2 separate regions of the Homo sapiens genome follow, and region 2 is linked to region 1. The links are chromatin contacts, found by Hi-C or POLR2A ChIA-PET in ENCODE. All regions are on one chromosome and are shown on one strand. Each heading gives the region's core, a stretch centred on a gene start or an enhancer-like site at or near the end of the contact. The rest is flanking DNA. Distances are from core to core; before and after follow the strand shown. Region 1 overlaps DNAAF9 (dynein axonemal assembly factor 9). Region 2 holds the start of DNAAF9 (dynein axonemal assembly factor 9).

The links. A loop is a pair of places that touch in the nucleus more often than their neighbours do. ChIA-PET counts read pairs that join two places held with the same protein, here RNA polymerase II (POLR2A). Pooled maps may share reads with other maps.
Region 2: a loop to region 1 is called in a map of Right ventricle myocardium inferior, with 3 times the contacts of the local background. The contact joins the promoter of DNAAF9 here to the enhancer-like site in region 1. A Hi-C loop is called at or near these places in 8 of 168 maps with a recorded cell type or tissue (Right ventricle myocardium inferior, Right ventricle myocardium superior, cardiac septum and 2 more) and 6 of 50 pooled maps. POLR2A ChIA-PET finds 5 or more read pairs at or near these places in 5 of 52 experiments (A673, H1, MCF 10A and 2 more).

Annotation. Positions count from the first base shown.
Region 1 is chr20:3,339,168-3,341,867 of GRCh38, forward strand. DNAAF9 (dynein axonemal assembly factor 9) reads right to left here. Exons shown (of 37, transcript NM_001009984.3): 10 at 1,337-1,472. Among named protein-coding and RNA genes, the nearest start is that of DNAAF9, 67 kb to the right of the region's middle. Within about 2 kb of position 1,369, at least 12 of the 41 ENCODE cell types and tissues checked have a DNase peak (open chromatin) inside an H3K27ac peak, as active enhancers do; they include heart left ventricle and heart right ventricle, where a contact is called at or near this core.
Region 2 is chr20:3,406,220-3,408,919 of GRCh38, forward strand. It overlaps DNAAF9 (dynein axonemal assembly factor 9), which reads right to left and starts at 1,450. Exons shown (of 37, transcript NM_001009984.3): 1 at 1,256-1,450. The coding sequence starts at 1,338. RefSeq lists silencers at 1,114-1,193, 1,254-1,493, 1,534-1,783 and enhancers at 1,774-1,973, 2,350-2,700.

The DNA of each region.
Region 1 (2,700 bases), core at 119-2,618:
TTTACACTATTCATCTCTTCTTACATGTTGCCTATGTGTTCCATTAGAGCCTTTAACATTAATCATAGTCATTTTTAATAATCTGTATATTACAAAATATGAGTCATATCTGAGTCTGGTTCTGATAGTCGCACTGTCTCTTCAAATAGTGTTTTTTCTTGCCTTTTAGCATGCTTTGTAATTTTTTGTTGAAAGCCAAAAATGATGTATCAGGTAACAGGAACTGAAGAAACAGACTTTTAATGTGGGATTTTATGTTAATCTGGCTGGGAGTTAGGTTCTGTTTAATGTTTTCTGAAGCTGTAGGTGCCAGGGACTTCAAATCCCTCTAGTATTCTTCTATTTTTCTTCCCCATTTTTCTTCTTTGGGTTCCCTGTGAACTCCATCTTAGATGTACCTTGCAGCTCTGTCAGCAGTAACCCCCTATTATATTGTAGACCTCTGCTAAGGTAATGGGGGAGGGAAACATTCTATGATTTTACGGTTAAATCTCAGTCTTTTAGCAGGCCTGTGTCTCCAGGCTGTGATCATCAAAAGTGTTTCTTAGCTATTTCCCCCTCTCCTAGGGAAGACAGGAAGCCTACAGTGGCATGTGCCTGTGGTCCCAACTATTCAGGAGGCTGAGGTGGGAGGATCACCTGAGCCTGGGAGGTCAAGGCTGCAGTGAGCCAAGGCTGTGCCACTGCACTCTAGCCTGGGTGACAGAGTGAGACCCTGTCTCAAAAAATAAACAAACAAACAAAAAAACTAGTACCTACTAACCACAGCTTTCCTGATTGCCAGAGACATTTTGAAAATACTCAAAATTCCACTGAGATAGCATAGACTTTCACAATCTAAGTCTCATATTCAGGTCTAATGTTTTCTTTAAAAGAATGTAGCAGACAATCTGCCACCAAATGCAAAAATCTTCTCTCTGGCACTCTCAATAAACAATGATCATCAAGGTTGGCTTCTGTCCTTAAATGTTAACAGTCAAGGCATAACAAACTTAGGCTTGGAATAACTATCTTCAAATTATTTTGAATTTTAAAAATTCTATTGACAATATTACTCTGACAACTTAAAGACTGGTTTGTGAAACTACGTTCTTAACCTTTTTCCTTCAAGTATTTCAAAATTAAATGTGATGCTTTCAAATCATACCTAGTTTGTACTATAAAAAAAGTACAAACAGTTTCTAATCACTTCTTTTCACTCTAGAACAACTTCAAATTCAGGGTTAAATCAACACACTAACTGGAAAAGGTTCTTTTTGTCTAGCTCCCCCCACCCACCCCACCCCCACAACTTGATAATAAAACTAATCAAGCACCAGGCAGTCCAGCCACTTACCATGTGCTTGGCAAAGCTCCCGCCGGGACCAGTGCTTCGTACCAGATGTCCTTCAGAAGGGAAGTTAAAGTTGCCAGCATTCAGGTTTTCTCGTGTGGAGTGATTACCAAAGAGAACAAATGGCTGCCGGTTAGGGCTAGAGAGGGAAGTCAAAAACATGTGATTAGAAAAGAGTTCCTGGCCAAGGCAACCTTCCATGACCTTAATAAGTCCTCAGGCTTTTCTGAGGGACACTTGCGGCCTGAGCAAAGTGGTCAGTCAGTACAGTCGACCGAATATCCTTGGCTGGTTGGAAACGGATGCCAGCTGTCTCCCTACTGACCCACAGGGATCAGTTAACATTTAGGGACATAACTAAACTCAAGCTAGGTTTGTATTTTCAGCATGTCCCACTTTTTGAGGAATAAGTTCCATAAGCTTGCTGTCCATGATACAGTGATAGAGCAAAACTCCGGTATTATAAAATAGAATTTTAATAGAAATATGAGTCTTAAAGGATGACAGTTATGATACTTGGACTAGACAGACAATAGGGCAGTCACCAATTCCTGAGTAACTTTCAATAGGGAAGGAGCACAGGAGGGTTGCAAATTTTCTCAATACCACACATACCTGGCTCTGTACCCACCCCCTTCCTCCCTGTCCTCTTGGCTGAACTTTTCCTCTCCCCTACTTTCTGCTCACTCCTCAGCCCACTCTAATCAGCCTCCTCAGTCATTTCACCCAGAGAGTTCTTGCCAAAGTCACCAAGTGACTTCCATGTAGCATACAGCAAATCCAACAGATAGTCTTCAGGTCTTCCTTCCTTCCTTGGTCTCTGAGAAGCACTTGACTCCCTCCCACCCTCCACTGCAAGAACTGCAGTGCAAGACTGCACTCCCCTCAGTCTCCCCAGTCAGTCACCCTCCTCTTCCACCTGGTCTCCGAATAGTCCCAGGGTTTACCTGCAGCTTGCTGCTCCCTCCTCTCCTCTGTGATGATGTTCCCTATGTCTGCTCCCCTTCCAGTTCTTGCAGGAAATAAACGGCATCACAATCCACCCAGGTACCCAGCCATCTGAAAGGCCTCCTTGACTTCTGCTTCCTCCGCCTTCAAATCTAATTAACCTTCTCAAAAGCCTTCCTATTTAACCATTTTCTTCCATCTTCATGGCCACAACCTTAGTCCATGCTGCCATGATTTCTTCCCTGGACAACTGCAACACTTCCTCACTGTTTCCCTGTTTCCACTCTTGCCCTCCTATAATGGATTCTCTACATTGCAGTGATGATAATATATATACATATTTTTTTGAGACGGAGTCTTGCTCTGTCGCCCAGGCTGGAGTGCAGTGGCGCGATCTCGGCTCACTGCAAGCTCCACCT
Region 2 (2,700 bases), core at 200-2,699, 67 kb after region 1:
ATTTGGTCTAGTTAAAGCAAACAAACAACCCCAAAAATCAGATCAGCAAGCAAAGTTAAAACATATGCCTTAAGTACCATAACAAGAATATAAGAAAACTGTTTTAACATGTAGATTGGCAACCTCCTTTCAAGGGAACAATATATTTGCTTTGCTATGTGGCTAGAATAAGAAAAAGCAAACAACAACAAAACCCTCTCCTGTTTTAATGACAGTTTAGCAGTACCAAAGCTCATCGCTCGCATTCCCCCTCTCCCTCTCCTTCTCAAAGGTCTCTGCTGCAACCCCTCCATCATTCCAACCTCCACACTGCGCCGGCGCCCCACACCAGCTCCATCACAAACAATGCCCAGACCAACAAGATCAGCACCAAACGCATAGGGCACAGAAATCGGAAACGGATCTTCCTATATCTAAAGGGGGCGGGGAACGCTCCCCACGATCACCCCCTCCCCATACTGAGGTAGCTTGGGACTGTGTCTCTACGGTAAGGGGCCTGGCGTCCGCCGCTTTCGGAGGTTCTAGGCCTCTTTCCCCTATTTATCCAGTTTTTCCTCCTGCGTCCCTAATACCTCTACTTCCTCCCAACCCGAGCTCCCTATTGTGGAGTGAGGGGGCGTCGCGATGCAGGCTGAGGCAGGGGGAGCTGGGGAAACGCGCGACAGGGGAGATGCTGTCATTATGTACGTAGGGGGCGGGGGACACTCTTTAAGGAAGCCGTTGTCAAGGGCAAAGGCTCTAGAGACCCACGGGAGGGGGCTTTCTAGGTAATCCATTTGGGGGTTCTACACGAGGGAGCTATTGTGTGTGTGGAGGTGTGAGGTCTGTAGAGTAGCAGTTTCTGAGGGAAACATTCCCTGGGGAAGGCGAGTGAGTTATTCATAGGGAAGCCTCTGTGGGGTTCTGTGTAGAAGAATCCTTCCTGGGAGAAACGTTCTATGGGGGTGAGGACGTCATAACAGTGTCTTCACAGGGAATCGCTGTCCCTAGGGAAGCCATTGTGGGGAAACCGTTGCAGGGTTGTCTGTGGGGGAGCCATTGTGGGGAAACCGTTGCGGGGTTGTCCAAAGGGGAGCCATTGTGGGGCCTCTACAGAGGGCGCCGTTCCTGGGAAAAATTCCTCCCTGAGCCGTTCAGCAAAGAACCGTCCCGAGGAAGCCATGTCGGACCACGCCCTGCGGCGGGAGGCGTCGCCGGACCCCGACAGCCCGCATCCCCCGCCCGGCCGCCCCTCGGCTGCCTCTGCCCCGCGTACCTGACGGAGGGTGACCCGCGGCTGGAGCCGCCAGGGGACCGAGCGCGGGGCAGCCCCTGCCGGCGCGGGGGGTACACGTCCATGGCGGCGGACGACTGGCGGCGGAGGAGGACGGTGCAGCTGCGAGGGTCTCAGTTGCCCGCAGGGCGGCTCCACGCTAGCTGCGGCCGGGCGGGGCGGCAGGGCGTGCCGGGTGGGAGGGGGCGCGGCGCGCGGGCCCGGCGGGGGCGGGGGCGGGGGCGTGGAGGGGGCGCGCGCACCGAGAGCGGATGGGGGCGTTGGGAGCGGCTGGAGTTGGGGGTCGGCGCACGGCCACAGGGACCCCACTTCTTAAGCTGCGAGGCCGCCGGACCGGATGTTGGGAGCGCGTGTCCGCAGGGTGAGGGTTGCCACAGCGCCGCCCGGCCTCGTCCTCAAGCCCGGCATCATAGAGCGGGGCTCTGCGCGGCGCCCCCCGGCCACGCACACGGACGCGCCCGGGGGCGGAGCCTCTCCCAGCCCGGCCCCGCCCCTCCGCCTCTGCCCGCCCCGCCCCGCCCGACCAGCCCCGGCCTCCAGCGAAGTCTTCCGCTCCGGCGTCAGGATCCAGCGCACCTCCCCAGTACCCAGCGCACCTCCCCAGTACCCGGCTCGCTTCCCTGTTCTCCGGAACGGTGTCTTCCCGCTTCCTGGTCATCAATTCCGCACCCACCCTTCAAACATCCAATAGATTCCTAGCCGGCCTCGGGTTAGCGCAGCAGTGCGCACCCAGCCCTGCGCAGGGCATGAGCGTTAGAGGCGCACAGGATCCCAGAAGACCCCTAACCTTTACTGTTAAGATCCTAGCTCTACCGGTTTCTGCAGGGACATGTACAAGAAACTTGGGAAATACTGCACTGATAGTTGCCAGGAGTCCTGTATATACAGGACGTATTTAATGATTATTGGCCTGCGTCCTTCGTTGACCTCGTCGGAATGCCTTAAATGTCCTGTATTCATCTTTTTACACTAAATTGCAATAATTAGAGCTATTTTTCTCCCACAGTAATTGGTGCTAGATCACTTAAATTACAACACTGGCTGAAAATCCTTCCTACACTAATGAAGATTTGGACAATCCCTATGGTGTCTCCTTCAGGTTTGGCTGAGGGAAGACCAGAAGGGAGTAGGAATTTAAAGTGCTCGTCTTTCATATTCAAGAAAGGAAAATACTTTTTTAGCTCAAGTCCGGAGTCGTGAACAAATAACCACCATTATTTAGAGATAACTTCTCGTCGGTGCAGCAGCTCTGAAAATCAGCCAATCAGCGATAGCCTCACTCCGGTAACTATGCTTCTTAGTAAATCAATGACAACCCCACGCTTCTGAAAGTCAGCCAATCAGTGACCGCTCTAAGCCTCCGACAATAGCCAATCAACAAGTGCCTGACACCAGCGACCAGGCTTCCGAAAGTCAGTGGGTACTCA